2 separate regions of the Homo sapiens genome follow, and region 1 is linked to region 2. A link is a contact called in ENCODE Hi-C data. All regions are on one chromosome and are shown on one strand. Each heading gives the region's core, a stretch centred on a gene start or an enhancer-like site at or near the end of the contact. The rest is flanking DNA. Distances are from core to core; before and after follow the strand shown. Region 1 overlaps TRPM3 (transient receptor potential cation channel subfamily M member 3). Region 2 holds the start of LINC01506 (long intergenic non-protein coding RNA 1506).

Region 1 (3,408 bases), core at 246-2,745, 2.0 Mb after region 2:
CACTGGACTCTAGCCTTGGTGACACAGCAAGACCCTGTCTCAAAAACAAAAACCCCCCTCAAAACCCTGACTCTGCCATTTTCAAATGATCTGACTTTAGCTTTGTCCATAAACTTTAGCTTCTTCATCTGTAAAATGGGAGTAATAATGGTATATTACTGTCAAGTAATGTACTGTCAAGATCATTACACAAGATAATGCATGCAAAGTATGTAGTTCAGTATCTAGCACATAGCACTCAATGAACATTAGCTGAGTCATGATTGGTATTTTTATTTCTGTAATTGATAGACTTTGAGCTTCTCAGGAACTATGTTTTATTCCCCTTTGTTTTGCAATCACTAAGAATAGCGCTTACTCTACAAACATGTATTCAGTGGTTATAATATGCTGAATACAGGGTATATTGGGAATTAGAGAGATGCTTCCTGTTCTTAAAGAACTTGTAATTTGGTAGAGACATAGAAAGGGTACAAAGCTTTGCATTATTGTGTGATATGAGCTTGGATGGGGTTTCTGAGGAAGCACTCACATTTGAACTGTGATAGTCCCTCTAGCCTGGCCATACAGAGCAGTCTGGTAGTCAGGACCAGCCTGAGGAACATTATCTAGTTTCTACAGCAGTAACGGCAATATCCGTGAATTAGATGATCCTTGTTACCATGATGATGATGGTAAAAATGAATAGTTAAGAAATAGCCTTCATTTGGTAATATCAGCAAAGAAAGAGCATTATATGCAGCAGTTAATGCAAAATGTTGTTCTATAATGGTTTCTAATGATGTCCTTGTTCTGGGTAGTTACCAACCTAAAAAGTGCTATGACTCAAGCTTACAGATGTCTACCACTGATGAAGATGAACTGGTGCCTTAAAACCCTGATAAGCAGCAGATTCCAGGATGGGGAATAAATTATCTGGAATGTCATATAGCACCAACCAGTATCTGGAGATTTATGTTCCCAGAGAAATGCCCCCGGGACATGCACCCAAGATGGCACATGGGTGGATGTTTAGGAAACGTAGGCTGGTGACTTCCCCTGGGCCTCCTCCTTCCTTGCTTTTGGGACCTGACATTTGGGTGGCTTTTCTCTCAGTCCTTTTGCAAGAGGCAAATGCATGGTCAGTACCACCTCCATACCAAGTGGCATGTTGTCACCTCCCTCTTTCATGGTGACAGTCAGTACAGAGTCCTTCTAGTGGATATTGACTGGTTCCAACTGCCCAGTGTATATTTCCCCATCCTAGTTTCCTTTTGTGGAACCACCCCTTGTCCAGTCTCAGTCCATGAAGTACGGGTGAAATGAACTTCAATGCCAAATCTAGGAGAAGGTTAATCAGTGTATTTTATTCCCTGATTGCAGTGATCGGTTCAGGGATGGACATGTGACCCACACCTGATCAATCAGCTCAATAAGCATCAGCCTTGGAACTTTTGTTGAAACTAGTATAAAAGAGAAGTTCTCTTTTCACAATACAACGTAAGGCTACCAAGTAGAGAAGGCCTGCCCAAGAGTGACTCTATCACAGAGAACAGAAACTGATTCCTGGCTCAGCCATGCCTAAAACCAGCCTTCTATAGTCATAAAAACCATGCGATTCTTTTTCTTAAGTCGATTTCAATTGGGTTTCTGTTACTTGTAATTAGTCTTGACTGATACAATTACCCCCACCTCTAGCCCTTGTCCACAAGCCAGTAATAAGAGATGTTCATATTTTGGGCACCTCATTGCTGAGAGACTGCATTTGGAGTCTTGGAATGGCATGGAAAGATTGGAAGGAGCAATGCGGGATGTAAAACCTGATCTGATACCAAGGTTGAATTATTGCCAGGAGCCAGAGGCCATGCTGCTCCCCTTCTTCCCCAAAGTATAAAGTAAAGGGCCTATACTGATAAAGCTCGAATTTTGTCCAAGTGGGATCTTTGACTCAGAAACTAATGACACAGATTAGACCTATTATCAAACCTGTAGGATTAATGCAGCTGGGAAACTTTGGCCAAGCACCTGGCCAAAGTTAAAGTGAAGAAAACTTATTCTAGAAGCTGGTCATAGCTTAAGATTAAGTCGTAGGGCCTCAAAGTCACGTGCAGGTACAGAATGGGAAGGCTACATCTATGCAGCAGTGGCAAATTAGAAGGGATCAAACATTTGGAGATTCAGATTCTCTATGGTTTACTTATGGGGGTCACATTGACACATCACATGGCAGAAGCCTGGAAATGCTATTTGTGTTAACTATGCATTAATAAGTAGAAATAGATGATTGGGCTCTGGAACAAATTAACAGGTTGTTCAGGTAGAATTCTGCCAAAGTACATGGATGATAGTAAGAAAGCCCTCCCTATAGATGTTGTGGGGGGTTTTGGAGCACAGCCTTCCAATGGTTGAAATGTTTTTCATACATAAACTTTTATAATAACAAGTCAATGACATCCCTTGCTGGAATATAAGCCTCACAGGGCAAGATTTTTGTCTCTCTTGTTCACTAAACAGCCTCTAGAACACTACCTGGCACATAGTAGGTGCTCAATAAACAATGGCTGAATGCCTGCAGACATGGATGTCACACACTGCACATGTGACCTGCAATGTCAGGCCACATTCTGTGAGTTACAGCTCCTCTATTTCACTGGGTGTCTATTTTCCTGTTTATGTCAAGACCTCAACAAGTATCATCATGACCTGTCAATATAGGGTGGCTCCTGTGAGAGCAAAAAACTGACAGAGGGAAAAAATAGATTTTTTGGTTTTTGGTTTTTGGTAATTGCCAAGGTTAAAGCAATAGGTCTGGTCTTTGACAAAAGCTATAGAAAATCTCCCTCTAGATGCTGTTGTGTAAATCTCCATGGCAAACCAACAATACCCCATCTTGCATCCATGACAGACGTTGCCAATTAATCTTGATGTTTTTTCCCTCTGAGCCAAGATGTGACCTTGGAAACCTTCTCAAGACAAAACTCCTGAAAGCACACCAACCAACTGAAATTGACGCAAGAGAAGGGACCTTTCTCTCAGTCCCAGTAGAAATGGGAATGTGAGGTCTGGGGTGAAAGATCAGTGACATTCTTCTTTTCAGGAGCCTCCTCAAGCCCACATGGCCTGGCCAGTACCTGCCCTATACCACCTCACAGTTGCCCAGGAACCAAAAAGGGTCAGAATAGGACATCCTACTTATTTCAGACACTGATACTTGTGACGAGGGACCATCCTGAGAGGGCTGTGGAATTCCCCCACATACATCCTGGACCTGAGGACCCTGCCCCCTGTGTATTTTAAAAGATAGCTTTAAAAATGGTGCTTTCCCAGAAAATCCTGGTCCTAGTTTTTTCCTTATGTGGGATCGTCAAAAGTGAAGGAGAGTGGAGATTTGGGAATAAACATCTGTGGAAAGCATATTATGTGGCAATC
Region 2 (3,168 bases), core at 1-2,500:
ACCAATTACTTGTAATTTTAAACAATTTTTATTACTTGCAGTTTCCCTCCTATTTATGTTGCAGTATGCCCTCTTTCCCCACACTCACTAGTAGTAATAACATTTTTGAAAAAAAGAAATGAAAGCAGATGTACACTTGCTTTACTCACAGTGAAACAGCATAGACATGGAGAGAAAGCGTCTTGTTCTTCAGCCATCTTGAAGGTGTAGAAGAAACTCAAGCAGAAGAGCAGTTGTAATAACAGAAGAGAAAATCAGGCCACATTCTCAGGGCTGGGGCAAAATAAAAAGAATGTAAGAAAGAGGCAGTCAAACACTAAGAAGTTGCCTTGAAGAGTCATTTCAGGAGACCTTTGGCCCTTTACCTGAGCTGTATCCTATCTTCTGGATCTGCCTTCTCTCCCATGCCAACTTTTCCATTTTCTCCCCCTTGCCACTACTCAGCACTGATTATGAGAGTAAGGGGCCATTTAAAGGTGGCAACACTGCAGAAGAGAGAGACTGATGATTCACCAAAGTTCACAGACAGTATGAAACTGATGGGAAAATGGATACGCTGGAGGGGTATGGTTCACACCTCTAGAGAGAAAAGTTCTGGGACTCAGTGGAGGCCAAGCCAAAGTCCCCCATCACTGTTTCCATCTCCTTCTCAAGAGATCCACCAAGGAAATGATACCTTGCTTTTAAACTAGTCTATTTGCTTATTATTCTTCCTCTTAAAAATTCACCCATCAGGCCGGGTGCGGTGGCTCATGCCTGTAATCCCAGCACTTTGGGAGGCCGAGATGGGCAGATCACGAGGTCAGGAGATAGAGACCACCCTGGCTAACATGGTGAAACCCCATCTCTACTAAAAATACAAAAAACATTAGCCGGGCGTGGTGGTGGGCACCTGTAGTCCCAGCTACTCAGCAGGCTGAGGCAGGAGAATGGCTTGAACCCGGGAGGCGGAGCTTGCAGTGAGCCAAGATCGCACTACTGCACTCTAGCCTGGGCGACTAAGAGAGACTCCATCTCGAAAAATAAAAAAATAAAAATAAATTAAAAAAAAAATTCACCAATCAGCAGAAGTGTCTGACATAGCAGTAAGCAACAACATGTTATTTGGTTGACAGCCAAATTATCTTAAACCATAATCACTCTTTCAACACTGTTCCTTTGAGCATGACAGATCCATGAGGATTGTTCTGAACACTGAGTGCCTTACCTTGCACATCAGAGCCCCCAAAACCTCACCCTTCTTTCAGTCTCCGGTGCAATACACAAATGCCTTAGAACTTCTCACAGCCCTATGCACTCTAGTTTCTGTTTACCAGGCACATGGGCCAATACCCTTGTTTCGAAAACAGGAAGAGCATTGCTGTGAATGAGAAGTCAGTGGGGACTTTGGAAGGAAACTAATGGTGTGTAGAAGCTGTTGCATAGGAGGGACATGGGGCCAAGAGCTGAGGCAGACTGGCCAGATTTCAGAAGGTCACTTTGGTTTAGGAAGTGAGGCTTTGTGGGAGGCAGGGAAGGGGCGCATAGGCGTAGCAAGAGATGTCAGCCCTGCCTGATTTCACGGTGGTGATTACTGAGTGATTTCTGGATTAGCCTTTCACACTTGAGGGTTCACTGAGCACTGGCCACTTCCTCCTCTTTTCCATTCTTGTTTTCTTTGCTTTTGAAACTGTCCACCCTCCCTCCTCTTCCCCCACTCAGGAGAAGATTTATATGAAGGCTTTTTTTTGGTTGGCAAAGAACAGCTTCTCACAAAGTGCATGGCACAGTAAGGTAAGCTGATGTGAGAGCAGCACGTGAGGCCCCACTCACCCTGGGTGGAACCTAGTGGGTCTCTGGGCCAGGGGACTCTGTGGAGACCAGGACTAGGTGGAACTATGGGGCAGTTGCCTAAAGTGCAAAATTTGTTGGGGGTTATAGGGGGTGGGGAGGGTGGAACTTAGTAATCAAGAAAAATCATATTTTCCAGCAATGTTTTAAAAAATCTAATTGGCAGAATATGGCTCATGGGGCAGCAGCCTGTTTCTGTAAATAAAGTTGTGGTGAGGAAATTTGGTCCTGTCTATTGGCCAAACAGAAAGATAAATTTTGTTCTAGAGGGAGGTCAATTTAATCCACAAATAAGCCAGAACAAATTTAATTTCTTTGGGGATCCTTGGAAAACTGAAAAGACCACACTTCCATGGCCACTTTGGATCAGAGCAGAAGCCTCAAGCCAGGGCAGAATCTGACTGCCTGCATTGACACCACCTGGCATGATGGGCAGGGACTTGTAAATAGGAAGCAGTTTCTGTGCCCACTTTATGAAATTCTCTGTAATATTCTGTTTCCCTTTTCTCCACTTCCTAGTTTTAATACTCTTGAATAACTTAAGTGATAGCAAAATATGTGTTGCTCAAAGATTTAGTAGAACTCCCTCATAAAACCACTGGGTCCAAGACCTTTTTTTCTCTTACTTTTTTTTCCTTGTAATTTTTTATTGACTGCTAGGTACTGTGTGTAGGATAGTAGAGACTGAGATAAACAGTAGATATGCCATGCCTGAACATGGGCACAACTCTGCCATTGCTCACCTCTCGGTGTAGGGAGTTGAGCAAATCTAGTCAAGATTTGGGCTGAGTTTGGGTTTTGTTGTTATTATGGTTCCCTTCAGTGCACTACTGGCTTCAAATTCCTCTGGTATTAACTGGTGCTTGGGGTGAGGGATGGCTTGCTGAAGGGTTTTTTTCAATGTTCCTCCTCTATCCTCAATTTTAGACCTTCACTGAGTACTCGCACCTGAGTGGGGTGGGTCTTCATACTCTTGCCTATTTTTTCAGCAGCAGACTATGCTTATTACCTGATGCTTGCTAGCTGGGTGGTAGGGGGAGGGGGTTTCTCTGTTGTCTTGATCCACCTTAGTCTTATGCAGGCCTTAAGATCCTGGTGTTGGAGACTGGGGCTTTCTCAGTGAACCTACTCTTTCTCCAGCATTAGTTTCCTCTAACAATCTGACCTCAGGATAGTTCCCTGATCCTCCCTTACAGAGGGCTTTTTCTTTTCACTTTTTCCAGCCACATGGGTTTCGCCTGTGCCCTGGGGGAAGGAGGGTTTGCCACCTCCCGACTCTAGCAGCTCAACAGAGTCCAGCTGGGGCTTGACAATTTCCTGCAGCAGCTGGGTGGAGAT

What was found. A loop is a pair of places that touch in the nucleus more often than their neighbours do. Pooled maps may share reads with other maps.
Region 1: a map with no recorded cell type shows a loop between it and region 2 (17-fold over the local background). The contact joins the enhancer-like site here to the promoter of LINC01506 in region 2. A Hi-C loop is called at or near these places in 6 of 37 single-sample maps with no recorded cell type and 4 of 50 pooled maps.

What each region holds. Positions count from the first base shown.
Region 1 is chr9:70,556,681-70,560,088 of GRCh38, forward strand. The region is part of intron 22 of TRPM3 (transient receptor potential cation channel subfamily M member 3); the gene reads right to left. Among named protein-coding and RNA genes, the nearest start is that of KLF9, 140 kb to the left of the region's middle. Within about 2 kb of position 1,496, at least 2 of the 41 ENCODE cell types and tissues checked have a DNase peak (open chromatin) inside an H3K27ac peak, as active enhancers do.
Region 2 is chr9:68,545,352-68,548,519 of GRCh38, forward strand. LINC01506 (long intergenic non-protein coding RNA 1506) reads right to left here and starts at 1,251. Exons shown (of 4, transcript NR_109769.1): 1 at 1,208-1,251; 2 at 366-485; 3 at 150-273. The region is part of intron 2 of TMEM252-DT (TMEM252 divergent transcript); the gene reads left to right.